2 separate regions of the Homo sapiens genome follow, and region 2 is linked to region 1. Evidence: chromatin loops called from intact Hi-C (ENCODE). Cell type or tissue: Calu3. All regions are shown on one strand. Each heading gives the region's core, and the rest is flanking DNA. Links, peaks and the distances in the headings are about the cores only. Region 1 holds the start of FIGN (fidgetin, microtubule severing factor). Region 2 has its middle 57 kb from the start of FIGN.

What was found. Peaks named below come from ENCODE experiments on the same cell type or tissue, not always from the same donor. Only the 100,000 strongest peaks of a DNase experiment are listed, where the experiment ranks them.
Region 2: a loop joins it to region 1, with 2.3 times the contacts of the local background. A loop is called at or near these places in 3 of 110 quality-filtered maps.

What each region holds. Positions count from the first base shown.
Region 1 is chr2:163,723,767-163,739,530 of GRCh38, reverse strand. It overlaps FIGN (fidgetin, microtubule severing factor), which reads left to right and starts at 3,523. Exons shown (of 3, transcript NM_018086.4): 1 at 3,523-3,693; 2 at 4,459-4,628. The coding sequence starts at 4,604. LOC107985957 (a long non-coding RNA gene) reads left to right here and starts at 5,590. Exons shown (of 2, transcript XR_001739759.2): 1 at 5,590-15,764. RefSeq lists enhancers at 1,884-2,399, 2,400-2,916. In Calu3, for the core only: no CTCF peak of the experiment used is centred there; no DNase peak of the experiment used is centred there.
Region 2 is chr2:163,785,594-163,801,357 of GRCh38, reverse strand. No RefSeq gene overlaps it. Among named protein-coding and RNA genes, the nearest start is that of FIGN, 57 kb to the right of the region's middle. In Calu3, for the core only: no CTCF peak of the experiment used is centred there; a DNase peak (open chromatin) is centred at 6,517.

The DNA of each region.
Region 1 (15,764 bases), core at 5,722-8,221:
TTATTCCCTTAACCTTCACTTTTGTTGTTGTTGCTTACATTATTTTGAGAAGAAAAAGCAGAAAAAAGTAGAATTCCCCTCTGAATTATCTTGAAAGGAAGGCATACACACACACACTCCTGAAGAAGAGTTATGTTGATTTTTCTTCTGATTTTCTTAAAAAGCACAAGTTTGAGTATACTGTGTATTAGAATTTCACATATTAGTCAAAATGTTATGCATTATAATGTCTGTGCATTTAAAAAGTAAAATAGAAAGAGAAATGATATTGCTAATAGAGTGGGAAAAATTAGTCAAATTTATTATTTTCTGAAATAACTGTTTCCCTGACTAGCCAATCAACTTCCTTTAAACACTCAATATTTAATTCTCATGTTATATCAAGAAGTTTCAAAAGATATTATAGAGATGGATGTCAGCTACAGCCAGAAACATTTCTTTTGATTAAAAGTTTTGAAGATAAATGCATACAGAATATGATGACTGTTAAAGTGCTTTTTAATCATACCACATAATTAAAGATAGTTTTATTAAAACAACAAAAACTGAACATCGCAAACAATGCCATGAATCTCTGTGGAAAAGAAAGTCAAGTTTTATTTTCCTTTGCTTAAAATAATTGGAGAAAAGCAACTTTTACCTATACTTAAAAAAAAAGGGAGAAATAGTGCAATGACGAACTCTCCTGTGTATCTTATTATTATGGAAGTCCCATAATGTATATTCTATTATGTAAGTGTCTTTTATTCCCAGAGTATATGTAATTTTGAACAATTTAGAAACTCTGTACCTCTATCCAGTGCTCTTTTGAACAGTTTTCCAATTATTTGATTCCAAAGTTAATTATATTTATTTGCATGTTGAATGATTTTTTTATAATGTGTATTTCAAATGAATCTATAAGGGAATTGGAAAGGTACAGTTATTATCTATTAATAAACTCTTGCTGACCACACTTTTTCCTCCTCTTTTTAAAGAGCAGGGGTTGTTTTATTTTAGATATTACAGATGAATGGCTTTAAGTCTGTCATCAAAATACATTGTTTTTATATTCAGTGGGCACTGTATTATATATTTTATTCACTATTTGAATTTACACAAGGAACTGTAAATTCAACGCTAGGATTTAATGTTAAAGGTTGATGAGCTCTGAACTTTTTTAACAAACAAGAACAGAGCAGTTTTGCCCGAATTGCACAGAGCATCTGCTGTGTGTCCAGAGGACTTTTGGTCGTCATTCCCCAAATGGGCAATAACTGCGATTATGAGCGCTTCACAGTTTTTTTTTTTTTTTTTAATTCATCTGTACTCAATCCAACAGTGACCCACAGATATTTCCCTACACTTATTTCTTTGTGGTAAAATCCAATGAACAACTTTTCGTAATATCATTTTCAAAGCCATCTTGTAAAATATAACTAAAGAGGTTTCAGTGTTCTCTGTTACATCAGAATAAAGTTCTTCTGTTTTATTTCGAAGACTCCTTTTTTAAAAAATTCACAGAAAGGTCAAATCCATTCCAAATAGAAATCTCATTGCTTAGAAATATTTCTTAGGATCTCGAATCACTCTTTTTTTGTCTTTTAAATTCTGTCATCTGCCTAGATTTAACTGAAATAATTTTTATTTCTCAGTGTGTTAGCTAAAGGCATCCATTCAAAGGTAAGAACATCATAAAAGGTGAATGGAATTAATTTCAAAGTATATATTTGGCATTTTTAAAGAGCTGCATTTCAGCATCTGGAGAGCTGCAATTTAGGCTATCAAATCTACAACAGAGAAGCTGGGGGAAATGTGAACACCCTTATGAGGAGGGTCAGTCCTCAGCAAGTGCATTTTCGGTTCCAACCTTCAAAGGTAACATTTTCAGCTTGATGGGCTCCTGGTGGAATATATAATTTGCCTCTTTCATTCTTAGCTTCGTTGAAATATAGAAGACTGGATGTCTACCAGGCCAAAGTATAAACTCACCATTTATCTATTAAAGTCATATTTAATGAAAACGAAGAGAAATTATGACCCAATTCACTCTCTTTCTCATTACAATTCCTAAAGAACTTTGCCGGGCACATTATCTCGTAGACATCATGATCAAATGTTATTGTTTGCTTTATTATCTCAGTTGGATGGTTGGCTAGTCTAGAATGAAATAGGTTGAAGGCAATACTCTCAGCCTAGAAGTCTGAATGAGGTTCCCATTCAAATGATCCTGATTGTTTGCGGGTGGGGCGGGGTGATTAGTAAACCAACTGAGCTTACACTGCATAGTAAGCGTCTGGATGCCGCACATTTACATCTAACAAGAGACCCCAGAAAACGTGTGTGTGTTTCTTAAACCTTATGTTCCGAACAAAAGGCTATCTCAGCAACAGACAATCAGCACTGCATTGCTCCCTGGGATGCGAGCAACACACTCAACTGCACATTTCATTCTTCCTCGGCTCCCAGCACCACAAAGCCCCTACTCTCTTCCCACTCCTGGGTCCCCAGATTACTCCATAGAGGGGGGTTGGGAAGGCAGAAGCCTAACGTCTATGCCTGCGCACCAGCCGCCGACACCAGGGCCCCCCGGGCGCTGCTTTCTCCAGCCCGAGCCGCCTGGGGGAGGTAGGGAGGGGAGCCAGGGAGCGCGAGAGGGGACCGCACACCTAGACACTTAGGATTTTATTTATTCACAGGGAGGCGGGGGAGGGGAACTGGGCGAACGCGAATTTTCTCCCCGAAGTTGCCTCTTCTAAGCAGATCAAGTCGTTTTCTGGCTGGTGCTGGGGGCCCCGGGGAGGGTGCCGGTGAGGTCCAGGCTCTCGAGACCAGATCCCGTCCCGTGCGCAGAGGGGGTGGGGAAGGGCGGACGGGCCGCAGCTGTCGAGAGGGCCGGGAACCGGCAGGGAAGAGCCCGCGGGCCGGGGAGCAGCGCGGCTCTGTCCCGGGCCCTCCAACGCAGGCCGGGGAGCGCAGGGGCCGGCTGGTCACGCGTGGGAAAGAAAGCCCCCTTCCCCCTACGGCGCTGCTCCCCTTTCCCCAGGCTGGGCCGCCAGAGAGTGCGTGCAGGGAGAGCTGCGAGTCCCCGCGCGCGTAATCATGACCTCGGGGCCCCCTCCGGGCCGCGTGAGCGCATCGGCGAGGCTGGGCGGCCGCCGCGGCCCCGGCCGTGTAACATGACCCGAGCGGCCGGCCGGCCGGCGCGGCGCGGCCATTGAGCCCTCCCTGCCCATGAATCTCTGGCGCGTCTCTAGCTCGCTCGCCGGCTCGCCTCCCGCCTCCCTTTCTCCCCCTCCAGCTCCGCGGGCTCCGTGCGCCTCTCCCTCTCCCTCCTGGTCCTCCCGCTGCCCGTCTCTCTCCACTGCCCGCCTCTCGCCACTGCCTCCCGTCTTCTCTCCCTCACGGCAGCCTCCGTCTCTTTCTCCCTCTCTCCTTTGAAAACTGATCTTTGGCTCTTAGTGTGAAAGTGATTTGAATTTGGCTCTGCGGCGCTCTGCGCCTGCGCCCAGCCTCTGGCATGCTGGCTCCTTCCAAGCAGCTGTTTTGGGTTTGAAATTCCAACATGGCAGAGGCTGCAGTCCGTCTTCCCTTCAAAAACTTGGAATGATTTCAAATCATAGGCACCTTCACTTAACCCTAGCTTCCATTCATCAGCAAACACATCGGATCGATGCTACGCTAACCTATCGGGTTCTCTCTCCGCGCGTTCAGGTAAGAGGAGCTTCGTAGTTTTCTACCATCTGTTTAAATTTGTTTTTGTTTTATTTTTAAAGAATATAAATACATCCAAGACCTGTAATTAAAAGAGATCTTCAGTTGTGCCGTAAACATTAAATTCAATTTCCACTCGTTTCTATTCTGTACGCCAACCTGCTGTCTAATTTCTCTGTTCAAAGTAGCCCTGAAACATTATAATGCATATTTTTGCTGCTTAATCATTGTAACAATAGTATGGGATTAAGAGTTCGCGATTGCAAGAATCTCGCTTTTCGCTATATTGGGCTTACTTATTACTATCTTTTTACTTCAAAAATAAAAAAATAAGAAAGCGGAGCCATAGGGTGGGGCTAGACTTTCTTCGGGAACTAACTTCTAAGTAAATAAGAAGTGTAAATAAGAATCTTGCACACACACAAAAAGTTGAGGTTAAATTACAATCTCGTGGCTGGGGGAACGAGAAAATGTCAGAAGATCGGTTGCAGAAAAATGTAAGCACATCATCTAGGAGGGGGTACAGCGTGGTGGGCGTATTGTTGGCAAGGAACGGGAGAGAAAGATGTATAATTTAATGGTATATACAATCCACTGATCCTATTACCGTCCTCCCCGGAGCTCTTGTTAGTTTCAATGGGAGTGAGTGAAATTGACATGGACTTGCATTCCTGGTCATGTGCTTTTTTTCCTTTCTTTCTTCTCCTGTGATCTGAGATCCCCTTTTTGTTGATGTTGCTTTCCCCCTTAATTATATGCATGTAGGTTAAATGAATACCTGACGAAAGGGCCCACGTTTCAAGGCAGTGACATTTGATAGCTGAGAGGAAAAGTGGCTTTAATGAAAAGCAACCTTTGGAATTCCTGCTTGTGAGAAATCCAATTCAGCTTTTTGTGCTGCCAGCAAGAAATGATCAGTAGCACCAGTGTTTATGGTATGTCAGTTTTGGAATTTACTTCCTTTGCATCTAAATAGGAAAGACAAATGAAATAGCATGATAAAACCATTGAAGACTGCCTGGCAAGCAGTTGCTCATGATATAGAATTCCTTTTTTTAAAAAATATATGTTTAATGTCACCATGCTTTTTTTTCTTTTGCTATCACTTGTTTGTATATTGCAGTTTTGATTAATATATTACTTGAATCCACTTTTATCGGTTTTAGCTGTCATCCAGAAGTTGCACGTTACTAGTAATGCACTATATATATATAACTGCTGAAGTCAAATAGTATGTAAATTAGTTAAACTCAGTGTGGGTTTTTTTTTTTTTTTTTTTTGAAGGAGGGAGGCTGGGCAAAGGGGAGAGGGCAGGAGTGTTGGGAAAGATTACTAACTAATGAAAGTGTATCTATATATATGTACACACACAGGAACAGGACTGGATGAAAATTTTATTTTTCTCAATCTATTAATGCAGTTTGACTATCTGCTCTTGATGTTTGCACTTTGTGGAGTAATCAGTTCTTCTGAGTGTGGTTTTTTTTTGGGGGGGGCGGGTAAGTGAAGAGGTGTCTTTTACATGAAAATAAAAATTATATTTTGATTGTCCAAAGTCCTTGATGTCTTTTAAAGAGTAGGGATAGGTTTTTCTTCCCCCTTTCCATTCACTCGTCTGCCTGTCAGCGCTTTTTACTTTTAACTTGTGACAGAATTAAATAATCAGGCACTGAAATTGACTTCGTTTGAAATCGCTCTTTCCTTTCTTTACAAAAAAAAAAAGTCAGTTAAATGGAGTGAGAGGGGATTTTCAATAGCTCTTGTGGCAGTGCCCTGTGTACACTTTGTAATATTCAATTAAGACAGAGGGAACAACAACAACAAAAAGATGTTAAAGTATTTTGCATAACCAAAGGATATGTCCACTTTAGACTGTTTTTTTTTTTTTTTTTTTTGGTTGTTGCTATGTTTACCCCATGACCGTTAATTCCTCCTGAAAAGAGAGAAAGAAGGAAAGAGAGAATATGAAAAAAGAAATAACAGTGGGGCAAAGCTGCCAGGGGTCTGTAGTGTGGCCGTGGTCACTGCTCTCTCCTAACACAAATGTGAATACGAAGAGAGGAACTACAAGACCCGTTGCGCGACATACACGTCTGGTTGGACTCTGGTGACTATTGAGCTAAATACACACCACACTTACACGATAGGAAAGATTTGATTGAATTTTGCATTTGGAACTTGTTGACTTTGAAGCGATCAATAAGAAGACTGTTTATTTTAGATGCACATAATTTGCCCTGAGAAATGTTTTAAGGAGGAGAGAGCACAGCTTTTTTTCCCCCGGAGCTGTTGGAGCGAATGGGATTGCCAGATGGGCGATTTCCCTCTGTGATGTTAAAGCTGTAATATATATTCAGAGCAGATTGGGCTGCTGCCTGTGATGAGGAGGATATTACATTTATAAATTTTAAATCGGAGCTCGGACAATGTGCTGAGAGCAGAAATTGGATGGTTTGACTGTTCACCGTATTGATACTTAAATGTGATTTCTAGGTAGTACTAATAATAATCATTGCAATAATTCATGAAAAACATACTGGCATAGGCAATTATATAATTCATGACATTTAACAGCAGATTTGAGTGTGTAAATTGCCCCCCTCTTAAGTCTCTGCTTACTATTAAATAATAGTCACATAATTCATTTCCCTATGTTTAAATGTCCGATGTGCAAATGATGTTAACTTAGGAGCCTTGTTATCATATATTAGAATTCTAGGGGTGAAAGTTTACATACATATATATAAAGTAGACACTTGTGTATATGTATAAAGTGGCGTTACTGGCTCTTGTTTTCTAATTCTTTACTCTGATTATTTTTAGATTTTGTTTGTCTCAAATGTGCGGCCTAAAGGAACCAGAGCTACAAACCTAAAAGACTAGAAAGTGGGCAAGTGCTCACACTCTGGCAGCTCTGCTGTTGCAAATTAAAAGTGTGTTGTGGTCAGGAAATGAAAGCTACAATGTCTCTTTTGAACAAGTCGTTTATCAAGAGAAACATCTATCAGGGACTGCCTTGTCACATTGATCCTCTAAAAGTTAGGTCCGAGGTGGAAGCTGCTTTGATGTTTTTGATCCTAAATTTAATACAACAGAAAAAAAGCAAGGATATTTTGACCAGTATAGATTTTTAAAAATGTTTCCTGGAACCAACAAGATCTATTTATTAGGATTTCACTATGTGTGAAGTTTTCTGGACGTAACAGTTGAAAGGTTGAAGGGGAAATCCCAGACTTTATAAATTGATGATTGTTAGAATATACATTTATAATATATTTAGTGATGGCTGGCTTCTTGGTGCACATGGAATGGACGTTTTGAACACAGATTGTTCAAAAGGAAAATTATTTTGAAAGATTATTTTGGAAGAATATGTAGAGAGTCAAGAGTTTTTCATTCAAATTTTAGTTATCCTCTTCTGTTCTTCCTCTCTTTTACTCCTTCATGCTTGTTTCTTATCTTCATTATATTTGTGACAAATTAGCTTTTATTTGGAAAAGAAACATTATTTCTACAAAAACCATGTCCCAAAACATGCTTGTACACATCGTCTCTATTGTTTATTAATTGTGCATGTTTATGGTTATCAATATAAACTGCATGGACACATAAGTCCTTTGGAATTTCAGCTTAAAAATAGAGGTATCAGATTAAACATGCTATGTGTTCTTGAATAATGAATATGTTGTATGCATTATTTAAAATTGAAAAGGTATTGTTAGGAAAATGACCAAGTTGAAACAAAATTGTGAAAGCAGTTAGAAGCAGCCTGCTTCATTTTGGGAGGCAAAGATAGGAAAGAAGTGTTTCTTCTTTAAAATAGAGTTTTTGGATACTTGTCTTACACTGCTGGAGGCAACTTGTTATTTCATGTGGGTCTATCATCAAATAAGCAGGGAAGAGTAGGGTGGGAGTTTTGAGAAGTGTAATACTTGCTAATTAATCATGTCTGAAATGAAAGAATCATAGCAGGGTAATAAAGTCTCATTGTTGTTTTCCTGGAAGAGGGTAAGACTTCTGTTTGGAAGCTGTATGTGTGAGTTGATTTGCTTTTCTCTTCTCCTAAAAACACAGTTTATAGGGTCTCTTTGGAATTATTTCAAGAAACATCTTTTTTTTTTTTCTGAAAATAGAGTATTTTTCTTTCTCCTGGCTGTATTTCATCAGTAAGATTCTTAAAACAGTATCTGATATCTTCTGAGTGAAAATAGGGGGTTTTATTCTTTAGTTATATTTAAGACTCCTGTAGCTGAGTTTCCAGGGCTGATATTTTTTTCCTTCCCATAAATAGAAAATATTTTTTGTTTTTGTTTTTATTCATGTTAGGCAGGAACTTTGAAAACCTTTTTGTAGGTAGTTACTTCTGATAGATATACAAGAGTGCAGAAATTTCATTAATTACTTTTAGATGATAATATAAGAGTGTAACCAGAGAGAAGAAAATAGGTAGTATTTCCAAGAATCTATAGAGACCATCTGTATTATTACTTTGCATTTCTAAGATAGTTTAAGATATAAACCACCTGAAAAGATAAATGGGTAATTTCATTATAGGTTAATTATTTTTTCCTGAGCTTCTGGTTGTCACCTTTTAGAATTTAGTATCTTACTCAGGACATTCATAGGGACAGATCCACAAAGTTTGAGAGTCTGCACTGTTTTTCAGAATGTTCATGTCAAGGTGAAGACAGCCATGCTAATACTTCCCTGTTTTTGTCTGTGTGAGTGTTTGGATGCCTTGAATGATTGCCTAATTAAGTAATCACTTTTAGTGGCCCAAAATCAACAGAATTACTAGATGTATTTGAAACAATTGCAGGCTTTTAAGGTTTGAACTTTCTAGTTCTTAGAACCTTGGTTTAATAGAAATAGAAAGGTGCTATTTTACCTTTGATCAATATATTCTTGAGTGCAGATTTCACATACTACTCTTTATAAAGTACTGTGTTCATTGTTGAAGAGCAAATAAATTTAATTACCAGGAATTTAAATTGATTTATAAATTTTTGATTGGAAGAAACTATTCTGCAGATGTTTGTGTGAAATATTGACATATGCTACTGATCGATAGAACTTGATTAATCAGCATATCTGCTGTTTTTCTTGAGTCATTGATAAACTAGAATAAACAAATGGTTCAGAAAAAGCTATAAATTTTAACTCTCAATAAAAAATAAATGTATGTGTCTTTCTTTTGAGATATACAAGAGCTAGTGTTTTATTGAAATCAACTGAACTTAGAAATTATTTGGGGGTACCACTTAGAAGCTTACAAGTCCCAAAATTCTGCCTTTCAATTCACACACACACACACACACACACACACACACACAAACACGGAGCAAGAGAGAGAGATTGTACCTATATTATTGTTTATTGAAAATGAAAGAATTTTTTTGACACACTGCAAATAAATGGCCAGTTTAGCAAGTGCTTTCCATGGTTGGATTTTGTCATTTTCTTCTTTTTTTCCTAAACTTGAATTTTTAGCATTAACTTTTTCATTTAACTTCTGGCAGAAATTTTAAGCATAGCTGCTTTGGTATGATTGCTGATTACTAATCTTTTTGATATTTTTGATGTTATCATTTAAATGGCAATTTTCTTTCAGAAATGTTTATTTTAAAAAGTAAAATAGCAGGAATAAGGAGTATGAAAGAATATACTCAAAATAAATGGTACATTGAAGTTCGAAGCAAATCAAAAGCAAGGGGTATGCTAAGTTTCCTTAGGGCAGCACCACAGGTGCCTGCTCAGAAGCGCTGCCTCAATACAGCACATCCGTAAGTACCTGTTGACAACAGTAGTCTTAGCTAAGATACTGAGGAGGCAGAAAAGATAGGTGATCAGAAACCATCAAAACATGAGATATCATATGGCACTTTCTGTTAATAATATTTACATATTTTATGCAACAAATCTGCTTGTTGTCTTGTTATTTGAATATTGACACTTTGCTTAACATTGCATATGGTGGGCTGTTGTTTCAGGGTGTATCAGAAGCAGTAAATCCAAAGGAGAATTTCAATTTAGATGTATTTATGTTAAATATATGTATAAATGGATATGTTTGCTCATATTTTAGCTCTCATGACTTTCACAAAGCATTTATAGTATCACTGCTTCCAATCATTTTTGAAACTGTTACATCTTGAAAGTAGAATGCATGATTTATTATATGAAGGCCCAAGGTTAAACGTTTTTTACCCTATAGCTCAGCTTAAGTATTGGTATTTTTGTGTTGGGAAATGTTTTTTAGAAAGTATGTTTTATAATTTTGGAAAATTTGCTTCTTACTAGGTTTCTGTTCTCATTTTCATAGGAAGAGGAGCTTTTAACCAAACAGTTATTAAGGATATATAATATACAGTAAAGTTTTTTATACTATAGAATATGAAATGTAAAATACCTATAAAATGTTTTCTTTTACCCCATTTCATTATGTTGAAAATACCTTTACTCTCTTTCTTTGCTATGTTTTAATTTCTGCTGGTATTTTACATACTTATTCCATTTTGCTTATGGATATATTCCTGGCATGAGAACAGAAACTGCATTTAACTCCCTTTAGCTATATATATATTTCATATATATTTCATATGTGTATGTAGATATATGAAATATATATGTGTGTATGTATATACCTATTTTGTTTTTCCCAATTCAACTGTTTGCCTTATGTCAACTGGATGCTTTTTAAACAACTGATAATTAAATGTCAACTATTTATGAGAGTAAACTCATCTGAGAATGGGTAAACTCTACTTTCATGCATTAGTTCATGATGAAATATTATTCTTGGAAATAGTAACATCTCAGATAAAATTTTAAAGGTAGTGCAATGTGAAGCCGTGGGTTTCTGTATGTCGTTCTAAACTTTTTGCTTATCTTTTGACTTACTATCCTCACCATTAAGAGACATTTTTACCTTCACCTAGGACCAGCTACATAATTTCTGAGACCCAGCGCAAAATTAAAATGTGAGGCATCTTGTTCAAAAATTAATTTGAAGACAGCAACACACAGCATTAAACAAAATGCAGGGCCCTGTATTGTGTGGTGGGGTGGGGGCCTGTGTGCCTGAACAAATGATGGGGCAATGAAGCCAGCCCTGCCTTCACCACCTACAGACTTTTATCTGGGGCCACCTTTGTAGAAGTCACTAGGTTTCCTATTGGAGACTGACTATTCCACAATGATTCCATCTGCCTCTGCCGAAAAAGATACTAATGAGAGTTGAGTAAGAAAACTGATGGGAAATGAACCATTAAGTATCTCCTGCTCTTTCTATATCTGAACTGGGGATTGAAATATTTGCTTTTGTCTCATCTTGCCCTGTGTCTCATATATCTCCTATATATCATGTGACTTTTTGCTCAAGTATTCTTAAAAGGAACTTTGTGTGTGTGTGTGTGTGTGTGTGTGTGTGTGTGTGTGTGTTTAATGGTTTGCATGCAGTTACATACTTCAATACTTATCCCAGGCCCAGAATAATTGTAGTAGTAAGAGCTTAGGAGGTTCTCTGTTGCCAAGTACTGCCACTATCCCTCCTCGGTTAAGGCACAAGAAAAATGAGTATTTTTATGTAGAAATCCTACATTATCTGATACAAAATGCTGACCATTAAAAAAACGAAAGTATGCTCATTGAGTGACAGGAAGGGGGGGGCAGACCCCCAAATAACCTTGTTATAATAGTGTCAGTATTGATACGTGGACATTAGAAAGTGGTATTTTAGCTATATAAACATGTGACAGCTGTGTTAAAGAGGAAAAGTAACCATTTCATGCGGTAACACTAATGTTGCAGTATGCTGTATTCAAATCCTGGACTTAGCTTCTCAATTTGTATTGCAATAACCTCCCTCTCCCTGAAAATTAGAGTCATATGACTCCTTTACCAACGTTCTGTGCTGATAGGTGGACAAAACATTTACATCGTTGCTTCCCAAAGTACTTCTCAATGAGATCAAACTTCATATTGCGATACCTAAAACTGAATTTTGAAGTCAAGTGGCTTTTTCAAATCAAAACTGAGATATGATGGAATGTCCAGCAAGTATGGATCTGAGTGCACTTGAAGTTGCACCATTTATTTTCAAAAGATATTTCTCACATCAGATGACTCTGCCAGGAAGGGAAATATCAAAGAGCTTGGAAAAAGTAACTATTCTTTTATGTAATCCAAGACTGGGGTGAAAGTGGGGGGCTTTAAAGATATTTTTGAGGAAGAAAAAAATTGAACTTATTTTGAATGCCTTGTTAGACTTTGTCGGGAGAAATGCTACATATGAGACTTTCTAAGAAGAAAAATCTTTGCCCTGTGTAATAACAAGGCATTGCTCTCCACACTGATAGGCACTTTAATGAAAGAAAGCTGGGAAATAACTATTATAACAGTGTCCCATTTAAGTAAAAATTTACCCCACAGTTTAGGAATATTTTTTTTTTTTTTAACTAAGCCATTGCAAACTTGAAATATTTTAGTAGGTAGTTAGCCACAATTCACATTTTCTAATGTTCTGTGTTCTATCTCCATATTCTGTAGTATAATTTCAACGGGGACTCATCTTTTCCTGCTTTACTCCTATACTTGGAATCTTGTATTTTCATATTAAATGTTTTGCTTTAAAAATGATTAAACTAGGAATCTGGGTAAATAAGTGGCAATATAGTATATTGTTGTGCCAAAAAGAGCTTTTTTATTTTTCATCTGTTCATTTCTTTTCCCTTTCAATTTCAAATTGAAGATTGTAAACTCTTTCTTTTAAATAATATACCTCAATGATGCTAAATTATAAATCTTAATTCGGTATGATTCAGTGATTTTAATCTTACAAGATAATTATTCTGAGTAGGATAAAAAAGGTTCCCTTAAGATTGAAGGCATTTTCATTACAATCCCCATTTTCAGATCAAACAAATACTATGAAATAAACAGTACTATTATTCTTTTATGCTTAATAGTTTGTACTTTTCAATTAAAGTATATGGATGAAGAAATAAGGCTATAGATAATGGCAGTCTCATTGTTTGCAAACTAAGTGCTTTTGATAAATTTTACTGCTAGGAATTACATGGATCTAAGGGAATCTTTTAGATAAAAATTACAGTTTTGATTATCTAAATGGAATATGTTCTTGTGCATGTGCATAGATATATTTCTTTGTGAAGGTATTGATGTCAGGGACACTTTTGGTATTCCTTTATGAGTATTTAGGTTAACGGGGTTAGTTAGAAAATGTATCCTTTCCTGGAAAATGAAAAATTACATTCAAGCAGAGGTAAAAGAGTAGAACATATTCATGACTTTAAGTACTTAAAAAGATATTTTATGAGTCATTTTTGAAGAATAATTCCCAATATGTAACTTGTTAAGAATAATCACCATTTTTACTTTCTAAAGCACATCTATATTAAAACTGACTTTCTGTTCATGACTCGCAAATCTGGAGTCAATTTTAGGCCCAACTTACAAAAGATGTGGGTCTTATCCCCCCTGCCCTTATCGTGGTATCCTATGCCAGTAGAGTCAGTACAAAGTTCTCTTTTAAAGAGAGATTTTCATTTGCATTATTCAGAAGATTAAGCAACGTTTTTGGGAGGGAAATACTGATAGGACCCAAATGTAGACATTGGGACCCTGAATGGCCTGTATCCTTGTCTGACAAACTGGAAGGAAAAAATATTACCAGCTTTGGAATTTTACATGCCTATATGAACAGTGCTTTTTCTTTCTGTGGGAAGATTTTAAACATACTATGAATACAATAAGTGTTACCTAATTGGAAAAATATGTTTCCTATAATTCTAAGAGTACTAATCAACCAATCATCGATATCAATTTACTCATGGATGGTAAGATAGTAGAATTTTATTCAGAAATGAATGTCCAGTTGGAGCTGGTATCTCTTTAGAAAGTGAAAAAAATTACACATAAGCAAAATTCTTTTGGTAATTTTTTAAAAACATGGGTGTGAAATCTCCATCAATAAAATTTTTGGCAGTTAAAGTATTACAAAAAAAATTGAAAGCTCTTTATTATGTTTTGTTCTTTAATAAGCCTCTAAATGAGCATATACAGTGCAATAATGCCTTTTTTGTTTACTTTTTTAATTTTTGTCTTGTTTTATTTTGTTTTAGCATAAAGTAAAAAGAACTTATAGGTAAACTATTTTGTACTATTTATTTTTAAAGATATCTAGTAAGGACAGTACAACATATAATATAGGTTTGTTCATAATCATGGGTAAAAAATCTACAATTTTACCACCATGTAATGGTAGTTCCTTGAAATTTTACCCTACTACAGCAAAATGCCACAGTCACTAAGATGGGAGGTGTTGCTGATATATGATTGGAATGCACATGTATACTTAAATACATAATTTTTAAAAAAATTGTCTTTATTTTCTAACAGCTTGTTGGTGTCCTTTGCTTAGGGCTAAGGGGAAAATGTTTTCTGCTATTTTGCTATTGGCATACTCACCAAGAACCTTGCTGTCTAAGCCATCTTCCTACCTACCTAGCTGTGTACCGTTTTGAAGAGCTGTTTTTTTCTTTTCTTTTCTTTCTTTTTAAAAAATTTTTGATATTTGTCTGCAAGACTGGTTATTACTTGATCATCTGGAAAATCAAATTTCATTTCAGCCACTGGAATATGATACTTAGATCATGAGAAGTAGTTTGAATTAATTAAGAGGATAATATTAGGGTTTATATTAGGGAAGAGTAAAGCAGCATTTGTTGTCATGGACAACATGTAGGAATAGGGGAAGGAGGCACAAGTTCGAGAAAGTCATTGAGGCAAAGCTAACATTAAAGACTGTTTTCATGTGGTTGTTACACAGAATGATATTGGCAATTTTGTAAATTAAACCCTAATATTAATTATGTAAAAAAAACCTTATCAGTTATTAAGAATCATTGACTAATAATCAGTAAATAGCATGTAGCACTATTTTAACAAATTATATTCTCCGTATCTTTTCGTCCCCATAATTTTAAAAAGTGTGAAAACATATATATATGCCTTTAAAGATGGTTCAACTTATTCTCAGACTCTTTTATTCTCTCTTAACATACTCAAGTTTTTAGGCCACAAATGAAGTGACAGAATAAAATCCATTGAAGATGGAGGTATATGTCCTTTAAGGCTTCTTTTGGAAACTAATGTGTTTACTGCCATTATGGAAGTTGAAATCATTGAATACTTTGAATTGGTTTTAGAAAAATTTGATGTTAAATTTTGTATCAACTCAGTAAATGCTTGCTATAACTTCCTGACCAAACTAAAGCCCCAAACAAGCAAAATAAATAAATAAATAATAAAAAAACTTTTGCCTAAGCCCTACACCAGATCAGTTAGATGAGATTTTAAACTCCTCAGATGATTCTAATGTAAACCAAACATTTATATATATCAAGAGATCTTAAAATTTTTACCTTTTAAAAAAATGTCATTCTTCCTGGTTTGAAGTTAGAAAAATGAAGATATCTATTCAGAACTGAATATACTAATGACATGTACAGATAGCTCATCATCCGGCTGAAGTTCAACAACCTATCTAGACTTTTGAAAACATTTCTGTCAGTCTTGCAAGAACATCTCAGGAAAGTAACGATGATGAAGGACAGTGTCAGCAGAAGCCCACAGTCGAAGATCATTTTGTTACCTTGGGTAAGCCATTCAACCTCACTGAGCCTTAGTTTTTAGTTTACTTTTTTATAAAAGAAGAGATGATTGAGGTGATCCGATGATGACTAAGATTTCTTGCAGTTTTGTATACTCCATGACTGCTTTGTCATGGACCAGTGAACTCAAGTAACTTGGACCTTGCTAGTCGTCTAAAAGATGCAAAATATTTTTGTTTCTCTTAAGAAAGCTCCAAAAATTATCTTGGAAACAATGTAGAAAGCTCAAGGACCATTTATTACTTTGTTAAGCCCATCAGAAGAGATGATAAGCATTCATTAAATATGCTTACTAATTGGTTGCATGCAAAAGTGTCAGCAATTCTAATATCTTAAGAGTTGATGGGTATTAGTTAGCTAATGCTTTTCTCTTGTAAG
Region 2 (15,764 bases), core at 5,403-7,902, 62 kb before region 1:
GTTTTAACTGTGGAAAGCAGGGAGCTGAAAACGGAGTGCAGAGGGGATTCAGCAAGGCCTAATCAATCACTGACAGATTACAGCTAAAGCCACTTCCATACCCATTAAAGCAGGACAAATGCAGAATTGCAACTGAACAACTTCTAGTTTTAAGCCAACAGTGGGACTTCCTAGTTATTTATCAAAGTCATTGCTGGTAAGCAGCATGCCTCGCTGCTCGATTGTACTTCACAGCAGACAGAGCTGACTGAAGCTTCAGCCATGAAAGAAGTGTTTATGCCCTCAGCTGTGGTGCTGTCAGCCCTCTGGAATTTACTGTAAATCACACAGCTTTTATTGCAGGATTTAGTAGCTTATCCTCTGTGGGCTCTATTCACTGCAAGCTTGTTACTATTTGGATGTTAGCCTCAGTCCATAAAGGGACTTGCTACACATCATCAAACAGCGGCAAAAAACCAAAGGTTTCATTTTTCAATTTTCTAAACCCTAAACTCCTCAACAGTCATTGAATTTCATTGCAGAAAGTGGAAGTCTACTTTATTATGGTACTCAATTTCCCCAATGGAGTTATACACTTATAACATTACTTTTATTTCCAATGACAGGATCTGGCCATCTGTCCTGGCTGTAATTTCATAACACACTCACTAGTTTTTATTTTAAGGGAATTTCTAGATATTACATGGAGCTTGTGACAAAATTATAATGTATATATAAAGGCCACAATAATGATAACTATATTTAGTACTGCCTAACATCTTAACAAAATATTTTTTTCTTACTCCAGCTAGAGAAGAGTCTGCACGAGTTCCTAACCCAATTTAACTGACAAATGGGGGGTATGGAGAGCAAGTTTTAAAGAGACAGAAATATAGAAAGGAATGGGATTACTCAAGTCAGATCCACATAGGACAATATTATTGCACAGGCAGTATGTATTTTGTCAAAAGTGGCATTATGTGCCACTTTTATCGAACTATTTCTTCTCAGATCAGAGGGAAAATGCTAAGAAATCTTAGTCTGTGATAGAGAAGCCTGACTTTATAATGAAGAGGGTTTGCCCCACAAAAGCTTATTAATCTGACAAGATGTTTAAAGATATTTTGTCACTTGCTACATAATATAGCAGGGCCCACTTAACAGCACACTCAGATCCAGTGAAATTCTGAATAGGGAATCAGAAAAGGAGTCCTGGATTGTTTCAATGCATTGTAATGTGCAAATTACAATTCCTAGAAGAGTGTACCTACACTTACAGAGAAATGATCTTGTGGGAAGAAAGAATGACCTGATGACAAGCGCCATTTGGAAGTAGTAGGTATAAAGTATGAAAACACTTTGCCTGTGGGGCTTTGTTGAGGAACTTGCAGGAGGTGAAAGTGGTTAAAAAGCACTTGAGCCAAAACACATACATACACAAAGGAGCAAGATAGCTTTAAACTGGAAAGCCAAGTGTGATTAGCTGGTGTCGATTAACAAGGAAAAAAGCATATACAGAGGAAAAGAATAGAGCCATGAAGGCTTGAAATAGCAAATGGAAAGTACTAACTGTTTTGGCAAGTTTATATTTAAAAATTATTCCGAAGCACTTATCAGAATAAAAGGGGACTGGGATTTAGATTTTTCAATGGAAACAAATAGCTGTTTATGACCAGACCTTACATATCAAGAAACAATTCAACAATTTATGCTTCTCCCAAGATGAGTAACAGGCACCAGATTTACCCTCCAACTGAAAAAATAATAATAATCCAACAATGTATATGAAAAAATAGATTTTGGTTTGGGGATTTTTTTTTTCATTTTTATTTTAGACTTGAGGGTACATGTGTAGGTTTGTTACCTGGGTATATTGTATGATGTTGTTTGGTAACAACAGTTTTGGACATTGGATATCAGGCAGCACAGAAAAGTGATCACCAAGAGACAGGAATCAAGGTGAACCCTGTGATTGCTCTAGCTCACTGCCTTGACAGAGTTTGCAGGCTGCGGCACAGGGAGAGGAGAGCCAGATGATGCCCAGTAGTATCCAGAATGGAGGAGACGGAAATCCAAAGAGGCTAGAGTTCACAGGGCAGAATACCAGAAAGGAAAGACCAAGAGCGAGAGAGAGAGAGAGAGAGAGAGAGAGAGAGAGAGAGAGAGAGAGATGCAGAGGGTCCTCCTTCAGCCTTCAATTGAGTACTGATCAGCCCAGGCATGTGAAGAAACTGCCCAACATAGGGAATGAAACTAAGCAAAAGTAGCAGAGGGGAAAATCCTTGGAATTAATATAGGACTGAAATTAGTTCATATTCCCGTGAAGAAAATGCAAAAGCCTCATAATTCATAAGTGGGGTACATAAAAAGGCATAGCCGTGGTACTGGGGAAAAATTAGCCCTGGACTAAAGGCAGCTCTGATCCCACCTAGCAAAATTCAAAAGTAAGCCTTAACAGAATCAAGATGCTTCCAAGTAACTTACTGAAGTACTGAGCAAAGCTCAATTATTTATAGCAATAAAAATATATCTAGCTCCCAACAAGATAAAATTCATGTCTGTCATCCAATCAAAACTGACCTGACATGAAAGAAAACAAAACAAAACAAAAAACAGGAAAATACAACTCATGGTAAGGAGAAAAATCACTCAAAAGGCACACACCCAGAAATGATACAGATGATACATTTAGTATATAAGGACATTAGAACAGTTATTATAACTATATTCCATGTATTCAAGATAATAAAGAGTGAGAATGTTAAGTAGAGATGTTAATGGTATCAAAAAGGCAAAATTTCTAGAGACAAAAAATGCAATACCTGGCAAAAATTTAACTGGATATAATTAACAACAGATTAGACAATGCAGGAGAAAAGATTAGTAAATGAACACGCAAAAAAGAAACTATTCAATATGACCAACAGATATAAAATACTGGGAAACAATAGAACAGCAGTGAGCCATGGGACATAAATATAACTGGAGTCACCAAAAGGGGAGGACAGAAAAAATATTTGACAATGTAACGGCCAAAATTTTTCAATTTTGAGAAAATGTACAGACCTACAGACTCTCAAAGCTCTACAAATCTGAAGCACAAGAACCAGGAGCAAAACTATACTGACACATATCACAATTAAATGGTTTATAACAAGCAATAAAAATAAAATTCTGAAAAGCCACCAAAAAAAAAAGACAAATTATATACAAAGGAACAAAAATAAGAATGACAGCAGATTTCTTGTTAAAAACAATTCAATCCAGAAGACAGCAAATGAGTATATTTGAAGAACGGAAAAAATAAAAGACACATTTCAGTGTAGAATTCCATATACCATGAAAATACTTTTCAAGAATAAGGGTGAAATAAGGAATTTTCTCTGACAGTGAACACCAAGAAAATTCATTATGACTAAGTCTGCGTTACCAGGAATATTGAAGAAAGTCCCTTAGGCAGAGTCAAAATGATAGCAGGTGAAAATCTGGATAAGCACTAAGAAATAGAAAGCACAAAAACAGTGTTAATATGTAGGTAAATAAGAAAGAGATTGTTTCTTAACTTTTAAATTACAAAAAGTAATTCACTGTTAAAAGCAAAATGAATAACAATATACTCTTGCTTTTATAACATATGTGGGAATAAAATGTATGACAATAGCACAAAGCCTTGGAAGAGAGAAATTGCAGTATCATATTAATTGAGGGTAAATTGTGATAAGTTAAAGATGCATACTACATACACTAAAGCAATCTTTAAAAAAAAAAAGAAATATAGCTAATAAGCCAGCACAAGACATATATGGAATTATAACAAAACAAACAAACAAAACCCTCAATCCAAAACAAGGGAGAAAATGAGGAAAAATATTTCAAGATTTGAAAGCCATCCAAGGGCCATATGAGGCTGGCTCTTTCCAGGATAGTTTAGAAGTCCTTTTTCCCTTACTTTACAATATAATAATTCTTTTTTCAACTATAAATTTGTGGTCTATAGTGAAGTCAATAGTCAATAATCAGATTTTCAGGACAATAATAAAAAACGGAAAGAACCTTCAATTACTGCATAGTAAAACATTTGTTCTGAAACTGAAATATATCCTGTGAAAAACTGTTCAAATATCCATGTGTCTGTAACAAGCTGAATAGGGCACACTCACAAGGGTGCACATCTGATAGAGGATGTAGACATATTCTGGTGGGAGAGAGAGTATCAGCTCAAGAAGCCTTTACTGAGCAACTGCTTTGTGCTTGCCACTGAATTCATCCGGCAGGGATGAGAGGAGCTCATTTAAGCCTGAGCTGGCATATGCATTCATTACCAGCTGCAGATAATAATTGAGGATCTGAAGCTTGATTGGAAAGTCAGTATTTTAGTTAATGAGATAACTTTTCCATAAATCTAAGATGATAAGACACAGGTTAAGGTCAGAAATAAATCAGGCAGTAGTCAGGACACAAACCAACAAGTACAATCACAATGTCCAGGGGAAAGAAACTAAGGAAACAGTATTGGCTAGTCAGCTGATTTCTTTTCCTCACTTCCTTAACACCTTCACTAATCTTCTCTGAATTTGTCCTTCTTTGGGAATACAGTGGGCCAGTGTGACTGGCTGAGAACAGCTTACTTATTTTGCAGTGCGTGCCAACAGGTCTACCTGTCTGGAATTCTAACAGCTGAATTTCTCCCGATGTGCACCAGACCCCCTCAGTAGCAGCCACATCAAATGCTCTATCTACCAGGGACTCTTCTCAGCACTCCGCAGGTTGTTGATGAAACAAAAATCAGAACAATGCAATTTAGTTCATATGGAAGTTACTCTCATGAACCCTGGAACCATTAGCACTATTAGGGGTACTCTTCATTCTTAAAAAAGACATAAGAGGCCGGGCGCGGTGGCTCACGCCTGTAATCCCAGCACTTTGGGAAGCCGTGGCGGGTGGATCACGAGGTCAGAAGATCGAGATCATCCTGGCTAACACAGTGAAACCCCGTCTCTACTAAAAATACAAAAAATTAGCCGGGCGTGGTGGCGGGTGCCTGTAGTCCCAGCTACTCGGGAGGCTGAGACAGGAGAATGGCGTGAACCCGGGAGGTGGAGCTTGCAGTGAGCCGACATGGCACACTGCACTCCAGCCTGGGCGACACAGCGAGACTCCGTCTCAAAAAAAAAAAAAAAAAAAAAAGAAAAAGAAAAAAAAGAACAAGACACAAGAAAGCAAGAAAGCAATGTCCCACTTATTCCACTAGCATTGAGAATGAAGTCCACACCTAGAGAGGGTAGAGCCAAGAGAATTTTGAAGAGATGGAGCCAGGGTCTTCATTTATCCTGCCTGAAGAGTGCCTTGCCAGTAGACTTCTTTTTGTATGCTATGAGCCATTAGTTCCTGCGCCAGTTGAATAAAATGCATCTGATACCTGCAGCCAAAATCATTCTAACTGAAATAATTTTTCAGGCAATTTATTTCACAAACAAATAAAATAAACCTAGGAGGTAAAGTGACTTAACCAAGGGCATAAAGCTAATTAAGAGTGTTGCGGCCAAAGGAACTTCCCCTTCACCCTCTGAAGGTTAACTGCATAATCGACTCACACTGAGGCAGATTAGTAAGAGAAAAGGCTTTGCAAACGTATTACTACCAAGTGCATGGGGAGAAAAAGAGTCATTACGCAGTTTCCAGTGCGGTACAGAGACCCTCATACCCTACTTCTTAGAGGAAGAGGAGATGGGGATGTGTGGATGATTTTAGGGGAATCATAAATGATGTTTAAGGGACGTCAGTGGTCTGGAGCAAAAGTCTATGTTGGGCCCATAGAGCGGTTAACGGTTTATGACAAAAGTCTCTCCAGGTGTGTTGATACACTTCTGTCTTCCTTCCTAAGATATGGGTTCAATCAATGAAAACTCAGGGAAGAAACCAGAGATAATTGTTTTCTTCTTTGGGAAGTCTGAACTTTAGACAGATAAGGGAACTCAAGAGAACAATTTTACCTGTGCTTAAGGAGAGATGGTGATGGGGCAGAGGGGACAGCATAGAGACCTTGAGGCCTCTTCTTCAGTTTGGCATATACAAAGCATCATATTTTGGGGTATTGGTTTCTGAGCCCCAACAACAGCAAAGTCAGGGCTAGACTAGCAATCCATTGTGTACTGAGCAGTTGCATGCTATACTCCAAATATTACAATATCAAATTTAGGTGCACTTAGCTATCTGTTATTAATATGTGATTAATCTACAATTAATAATCACTTTTACCGAAAGAAATTAACATGACCCCTACTTCCTGAGTCATTTGTTTTACCTGATTTTCTAAGACTTTATTCAGATAATCTTTATAATATAGTCTTTATAATATGCACTTCCAAGGGTGATATTCAAAATATTCAGCAATTGAGATGGCAGGAAACCCATACAATCAAGAATGAACACTGGCTCTACTGCAAGGACAGGGTTCTACAGGCCCTTGTTTGCCAGCCCTTACTCATTCAATTGCTGGAATATGGGGATTTCCTGGGCTCCCAAGAAAGAGGACAGGTGCCAGGAAAGTTCACTATGGGGGAAAGTTGCTCAATGTCTTAAAAAACTAGTTTGGCTGGCCACTGCATGCTGAATGGCTCTCAGTGCTGTGTTTCATGCAATGTAGTACTTAACAATCTTGGGTGCATTTGTCTCATCCTCTCCTCCACATAGACTACAAATTCTTTGGGAACAGGATAAGATCTCACATTGTTAGATTTGCTTTGTATTACCAATAATACTTAGTGCCTAGGAGTTCAATAATTAATGAATAATCTAATATTAATGAAAATAACCAAAATACTAAAATAGGCATGAAAAAATATCCAATTCTCTAGTCTCATTATGCATCCTACTAATGTTTATTAAGGGATGCTAAGTCCCAGGCAGAGAACTGGGTTTTAGAGATAAGGAGGAAAATAGTTATACAACCTCGTGAAAACTGCAAGGTTTTCTTTTTAAAGGACTCAGAACTTGTCTAAGAATTTTGAAAAAACAGCTGGTATGTATGAGAGCAAAGGCCCAGAAACATTGAGAAGGCCTTTGGAAAGTACAAATTTTAAAGAAAGTTGAGGGTTCCTAAGTCGTCATGTTCTGTCTCTCTTCAAGGTCACTAAGCTTCCCATCAGGAAACTAATGATTTCCTCATCACCATCTTTGTTCTTTGTGTAGTATTTGACACTAGTGACCACCACCTTGATAGAATTCTTCCTAAATCTCTAACCACTTCACTGATGCTTTTATTGGCTCTTCTTCCCTTTCTAGGCCTGAAAAAGGGACATATTTCCCAGAATTTTATTGTAAGCCCCTTACCTTGTGGATACATTCTCTCCTTTGAAGACCCAAACACCACTCCAATGAAAATTATCAGAACTGGCAGTTGCCTTCCAAATCTCAAATCTTCATTGTTCTCTTCCCCTCTAACTAGTTTATATATCCCTTTAGTGACTCCAAACTAACTCTCTGCCTGACTAAGCCACTTCTGGTCATGGCACCACCACCCTTCATGTTATCCTGTTTTGTACCCTTAAATCACATTTGATTCTCTTCTCACTCCCTCTTCAGCCTAGCAAAGTAGAACACACCTGAGATCTGGAGTTAGGAAGACCTGAGTTCAAACCTAGTCTCCATTTACTAGCCAGGTGAACCTGGGTATGGTCATTAACATTGCAGCTCCAAATCCATCAATTATTCAGTGGTGACAACATTTCCCAGCTATGGGAATTAAATAAAAGCATGTGTCTAAAATATCTGATATGTAGCAGGTGTTTCCCTTAAACTTCTCCATAAAATTAATTGTTCTACGTCAATGACACTGCCTACATCTTTCAAATCTACATTAAATATTCGTTTTAAATTTTTCTCAGTGGAGATATTTCACCTCACTGAGCCTTAAAGAATATTGTTTGCACTCATCTCATAGCATTAACTCCATTTTGAAATTCTTGGTACTTAACATCACAAGCTGAACTTTTTGGATTTTTCAAATTTGCTCTGCCCAATATGGTAGCTATTCAAATTTAAATTTGTGACTATTCAAATGTAAATGTAAATTAACTAAAATTAAACTTTATTTGAAACTAAATTATTCAGTTACACTGGCCACATTTCAGGTGCTCAATAACTACATGTGGCTAGTGGCTACTATAACACAGTATACTAATGAATGTTACAGAGAAATATAGAACATTTCTATCATCTAGATGTTTAACTCCTCTGTGATGGCTGAAACTGTATCTCGTATATTATTTTTTTTTTTATCCTCTGTCATCCATTGTACTTGGTGGGCACTTTAAAAAGTACATATTGTTGGACATGTACCCTACAACTTAAATTATAATGATAAAATAATAAAAAAGTACATATTGTAGAAGTAAGTAAATGAATGGATATCCAAAAGGTGCTTCTTAAAATCTGATATTATACGCTATTGATTCTGAGTCAATAACTACATTGTGTTTACCTTCTTATGAAGAGGATCATGGCACAGCCTCCTCAGTTACCTGCTCAACACGTCTCTCCAATGCAGATTTAGCCTCACCAGGCTGTTTCTAAGACTTTTTGAAGGAGAATGGAAAGAAAGTAAATGCGACACAAAATATTCAAGAGTAGGTGGGGAACATTTAGAGAGCAGCAGTTTAGAACTTGCTTAAGAATGTAAGGATAATAAATTTTAAGAAAAGAAAACCAGGCATTTTAACAAATATTGCAAGTACTTATGTGCCACTTTCCTCGTGTGGAAGAGATAGAAGTAAAGACTTGAGATACTGGGATTATCCATTATCACATGGACTTTGCTTTCTTAACTATTAATATAATGCTGTTATAGGACTGAAACCACATTGATCATGATTTTGTAAGTATTATAATTACAAATCACCACATTGCAATATTTTTTCTTGATTTGCAAAGATTTTCTATTATATGACTTCTATTTCACATAATATTACATTTGTTGACAGTGGCCTTTTCATAATAAAAAAAGTCTAGAATTATATTGGGTGAAAATGTATGATGTACCCCAAAAATATATACAACTACACCCAAAATATATACAACTACTATGTACCCACAAAAATCTAAAATTTAAATTTAAAAATTTAAATGAAAATGCATGACTTCCTCATTTTCACATTGTGATTATCCACAGACAATCCTAAGAATCAATGTAAAGTCATATAAACATCCACAACATGATATTGGTTAACATTGGCCTTCAGAATTTCCAGAAAACGAATAGACTCCTCTCACAGCAGGCTGACACTGGTGCATTCTATAAGAGGGGCATGAGGAATAGAGCCCCTGGACTCCTTCTGACATTAATGGGCATCCCACAGCCAGATCTTTGTGTCCTGCCTTGAGAATTTACCCAGCTGTAAAATTACATTCTACATAGTTTCATGTGGGAAGATGACGCATGTCACTCCTGGAAACCATTACATGTTCCCTATAAATTATTTGGCTAAGCAGCTATTGCCCTGGGTAGTCAGTTTTAGCCTTAAAATTCTTTTACCTTTACCTCAACTGCCTGAGAATGGCAAAGAAAGGTATTTTCACTGTTGCACAATCAATAATAGGAAGTCCAAGAAAACACTGAATTACTGTTGCCTCAAGATTTTTTTTTTTTTTTGTAGTAGGAGACTTGCCATATTATTTTACCTGATACAAAGTCAATCATTAGCAAATACTTTGACCGCCTCTAACTGAACAGATTACCGGGCCAGATATGTTAAATGCTCTTTATGACAACATAAATATTTTACATAGCTAATTCCTCTCTATTTGGCTTTTCACTTAGGTTTAGGATGATACAGATCAATCGTATGGTTTTCACAGAATCAATTTTCAATTAATGCAGTATAGCTTCAATTAAAATACATGGTAACAGTAAAACAATGTGTTCAGACAGTTTGTGCAGCTGTGAATTCCTTCCTTATTATAATGAAGTATACTGAAATCTCAGGTTTATCTTTACTTTCTTAAAATTTTCATTCTACAGTCATTGTGACAGGACAGCTGTGTTCTTACCACCAAACTACTGCCAGTAACTAGTTGTGTGACTCAGTTAACTTTTTAAATGTGTATTTCTCTGCAACTACAAAATAAATATAGTACTAAATTACTTCACAAGTTTCCTGGAAGAATTTAAAAAGATAATATATAAGAAAGTACCTAACACAAGATCTAGTAGACGGTAAGTGTAGTAGACATTGATTAAATTTTAATTCAGCATATATTCAGTATGTATAGAGAAAATCTACCAGTCAAATTCATCTTATTCCTTCTCCAATTCCACTACCTTTCACCTTCACAATTAGCATTTGTAAGTCTTCTACTATTCTCTCAACGCTTTCTTTTGTTCCTTTGGTTGTATATTCATTACAATTTTGACATACATAAGACGACATTTCTTTTCTCTTTTTTTATACTTTAAGTTCTAGGGTACATGTACACAACATGCAGGTTTGTTACATGTGTATACATGTGCCATGTTGATGAGCTGCACCCATTAACTTGTCATTTACATTAGGTATATCTCCTAATGCTATACCTCCTCCTTCCCCCAACCCCACGACTGGCCCCAGTGTGTGATGTTCCCCACCCTGTGTCCAAGTGTTCTCATTGTTCAGTTCCCACCTATGAGTGAGAACATGCGGTGTTTGGTTTTCTGTCCTTGCGATAGTTTGCTCAGAATGATGGTTTCCAGCTTCATCCATGTCCCTACAAAGGACATGAACTCATCCTTTTTTATGGCTGCATAGTATTCCGTGGTATATATGTGCCACATTTTCTTAATCCAGTCTGTCATTGATAGATATTTGGGTTGGTTCCAAGTCTTTGCTATTGTGAACAGTGCTGCAATAAACATACATGTGCATGTGCCTTTATAGCAGCATGATTTATAATCCTTTGGGTATATACCCAGTAATGGGATGGCTGGGTCAAATGGTATTTCTAGTCCTAGATCCTTGAGGAATCTCCACACTGACTTCCACAATGGTTGAACTAGTTTACAGTCCCACCAACAGTGTAAAAGTGTTCCTATTTCTCCACATCCTCTCCAGCACCTGTGGTTTCCTGACTTTTTAATGATCGCATTCTAACTGGTGTGAGATGGTATCTCATTGTGGTTTTGATTTGCATTTCTCTGATGGCCAGTGATGATGAGCATTTTTTCATGTGTCTTTTGGCGGCATAAATGTCTTCTTTGGAGAAGTGTTTGTTCATATCCTTCATCCACTTTTTGATGGGGTTGTTTGATTTTTTTCTTGTAAATTTGTTTAAGTTCTTTGTAGATTCTGGATATGAGCTCTTTGTCAGATGGGTAGATTGCAAAAATTTTCTCCCATTCTGTAGGTTGCCTGTTCACTCTGATGGTAGTTTCTTTTGCTGTGCAGAAGCTCTTTAGTTTAATTAGATCCCATTTGTCTATTTTGGCTTTTGTTGCCATTGCTTTTGGTATTTTAGTCATGAAGTCCTTGCCCATGCCTATGTCCTGAATGGTATTGCCTAGGTTTTCTTCTAGGGTTTTTATGGTTTTAGGTCTAACATTTAGGTCTTTAATCCATCTTGAATTAATTTTTGTATAAGGTGTAAGGAAGGGGTCCAGTTTCAGCTTTCTACATATGGCTAGCCAGTTTTTCCAGCACCATTTATTAAATAGGGAATCCTTTCCCCATTTCTTGTTTTTGTCAGGTTTGTCAAAGATCAGATGGTTGCAGATGTGTGGTATTATTTCTGAGGGCTCTGTTCTGTTTCATTGGTCTATATCTCTGTTTTGGTACCAGTAGCATGCTGTTTTGGTTACTGTAGCCTTGTAGTATAGTTTGAAGTCAGGTAGTGTGATGCCTCCAGCTTTGTTCTTTTGACTTAGGATTATCCTGGCAATGTGGGCTCTTTTTTGGTTCCATATGAACTTTAAAGTAGTTTTTTCCAATTCTGTGAAGAAAGTCATTGGTAGCTTGATGGGGATGGCATTGAATCTATAAATTACCTTGGGCAGTATGGCCATTTTCATGATATTGATTCCTCCTATCCATGAGCATGGAATGTTCTTCCATTTGTTTGTGTCCTCTTTTATTTCGTCGAGCAGTGGTTTGAGTTCTCCTTGAAGAGGTCCTTTACATCCCTTATTTCTTATGGAAAACATTATACTTAAAAGCTAAGATTTGACATCTTTTCAGCTTTTAGAAGAATTGTGAAATTCATTTAACTGTCTCTGTGTCCACAATGAATAAACTTAAAGTAAACAGTGGTGAGATGCCAGAAAAGTAGCCTCTCAGGAAAAAGGCAGAGACGTATCACTCTCCAAAGCAAGACCCTCAGGTATGATTTGTAGTGGAGCTAAGTTTATTTTGGCTTCATTGGCAGAAGCACTGGTTTCTGATGTTATTTGTTCAACCTAAATATAAATGGCAAAATCTGATTCTGTTTCATATGGTACCTAAAATTCTGAAATAGGGATGGGAAGTCAGAGTATGATTATCTGCAAAGGATACTTATTAAGCAAACATCACAAGATACTTTCAAGGCCTAATAGAATAGTAGTCTTTAGCACATAGAAGTTGCTCGGTAAATATATGTTGAATAATGAATGAAGCAAGAGCCAATTGTTACATTTTATCTTTTTTATCTCATAGCACTCAGTGAAATATAAGTATAGAAGAGGTGCTCAACAAATGCTTGCTGAATTCAAGGTAAATTTGGTTGAGCAGACCATATTCCTTGAGTTATTCTCTTTGAGCCCTTAGGCTGCTCCCTTGGGTCAATTCCATTGAACTACTATTAAGATCTTGAATTCAAAATTTGGCTGGAGGATGTGGGAAAGGCATATTAATTCATAAATATCAATTTTCTCACTTGAAACTGAAGTCCAATTCTAAGGCAATTTTTTATGCTAATTTTCTTTCCTTGACAAACATTTAATAAAACCCTTCAACTTACTCCCCATTTGTGATATTTTGAAATATATAGTTGGTCTATCACTCTATTTCCTGGCATATAACTCCTAAAATCCTTAGAACCTCCATGGCAATGTCTTTGTGTATGATCATGATTGACTGACAGCTGGCAGCCCCTAGGTGGCATCGGGATGGGGGCTTGTCACCTGAATGACCAAGGCAGGATTAGAGGCTTGGGACTCAGCCCCATGACCCAACATCTAGGGAGGGTAGAGGGACTAAAGTTACATTTATCACCAGTAACCAATTATTTCACCAATCATGCCTCGTAATGAAGCCTCCATAAAAATTCAAGAGGGTTTGGAGAGCCTCTGGATAGCTGAACATGTGGAGGCTACTGGAAGGTGAACAATAATTTATCCACGTGTCAGGAGAGTGGCATATCCCAGCTCCTTGGGCACAGAAGCTCCTGTGCTAGGAATACTTCCAAATGTGGCCCTATGTATCTCTTCACCTGGCTGTTTATTTATATCCTTTAAAATAATCTTGGTAATAAATGGGTAGACCTAAGTAAGGGTTTCCCTGAGTTCTACGAGCCTATGTAGCAAATTAATCGAACTCGAAAGAGGGGATTATGAGAATCCCAACTTGTAGCCATTTGGTAAGAAGTTCTGGAGGCCCAGACTTGCGATGCATAGGAAGGAGGGGCCAGTCTTGTGGAACTGGCCCTCTACCTGTGGTTTCTGATGCTAGATCTTCAGGTAGATAGCCTCAGAGTTTAATTGAATTGGAGGATACCAGCTGGTGTCCACTGCAGAACTGATTGCTTGCTTGGTGTGTGGGGAGGAACCCCCACACATTTGGCCACAGACATCTTCTGTGTTGATTGTTGTTGAGTGAGAGAATAGAAAAAGCCCTTTGAGTCTGTGTGTAAGTTGTCTTTTCCACTTACACCACTGCGAACACACACACAATTAGAGGAGCCCCAAGGGTTTTGTCAAAATAAGTTCTTGGAAATATGTTGAGTCAAACTCAACATGTTCAGCTTGAATTCAAAACTCTCAGAAGTTCAATTTCTCCTTAGTCCAGGCTTACCCTGATAATGCACTATAAATTACTAGTTAGATTTCTCCCTCCTCCCCAATATACAATAGTCATTCACACCTTTTGTTGTTTCTTTTACTTACGTCTTGATATAGTCTCCTTTCTTTATTCCAGAATCTTTCATTCTAGAACTTTAAGGCTGATCAATGTAAACTCTGATGGCAACTTCCTTTACATGGTAGGCATTTGTGTTCATCCTTTCAAGCTCCTCCGAGCTCATATTACTTCAGAATATTTTGTCTGGTGTACATGCTATTCTGCAAAGCCTAACTTCCCATTGATTGAAAGTTCTCTGAAGGCAGAGAACATATCACTTTCTTGGTTTTTTCATAAATCTCATAGCACCTATTATGGGACCTAACTCTCTGAGAAGTCAATGGATTCCTGCGAATTTAAATAGGATGGAATAGAATTGAGTGGCAAGATTATTTAAGAACAGAAAGAAAAAGAAAGCTTGTAATAAACAGCTATGCTAAAATTATACATAATAACTAACAAGGCTAAATTTAAGGGAAAATGTTCCAATTGTAAAGATGGTTGTATCTCAATACCGTATATTTAACTAACTGATTTTTTTTATTGTCATTTTTGCCCCACCATAATGTAAGCTCCACAGGGCAGACATTATTGCCATTTTTTCTTCACTGTTGTGTCCCTCGTGCTAAGAATAATGCCTTTCACATAGTAGGTGCTCAATCTATATTTGTTAGATGAATGAATAAATAAACGAATTTAGGAAAGTGACTTTTTAAAAAGGTAATGCTTCATCTTGTATTCCCTTTGTCATCAGGATAAAGTTATTCAAAGCACATTTCACTCACATCCCTTAGCTTTTCTGCCTCACAAGAACTCTCTGGATGCAAAAGACCTATAAGAAAAGCCTATCTCAGTTGGGCCGGGTGAGTGGCTCACACCTGTAATGCCAGCACTTTGGGAGGCTGAGGTGGGTGGATCACGAGGTCAGGAGTTCAAGACCAGCCTCACCAATATAGTGAAACCCCATCTCTACTAAAAATACAAAAATTAGCCGGGCGTGGTGGCACATGCCTGTAATCTCAGCTACCCAGGAGGCTGAGGCAGGAGAATCTCTTGAACGCGGGAAGTGGAAGTTGCAGTGAGCTGAGATCACACCACTGCACTCCAGCCTGGGTGAGAGAGCAAGACTCCATCTCAAAAAAAAAAAAAAAAAAAAAAAAGCCTAGCAAACAGAAAAGGACATAAGTTTTCACTGAACAGATTTTGGGAGGAAAAATGACAGAAAGTAGTTACGAGGTTGGTTTTCATATTTCTCAATTTCTTATTTCTCAATCAAAAGATATTTCAAAAATCTTTTTAATTTCATTTTTCTTACACAGCTTAATTCAAAGTAGCTTAGCAAGGCAAAGTTAGGAACACTGGATATGCCCTGCAATGCCATTTCTAGTCACACTTAAGACTAGTGCCACTCTAACAGGAACTCAGTGGAGAAAATCATCACTCTTTTAGCGGCAAGTAAAACCATACACAAAAGATTGAAGAGAAAATACAGTAGCTTACCTCTTTGGGTAACAAAGCTAGTTAATGATCAGCTTATTCAGAGAATATAAAGCAATGTTCAGACTCCTAGGGACCCATTCCCTGTATTAGTCAGGGTTCTGCAGAGAAACAGACCCAACAGAAAGTATGCATAGACAGAAGAAGTTTATTATAAGGGATTAGTTTGTGAGGTTATGGATACTGACAAGTCTCAAGAACTGCAGTCAGTAAACTAGAGACCCTGGA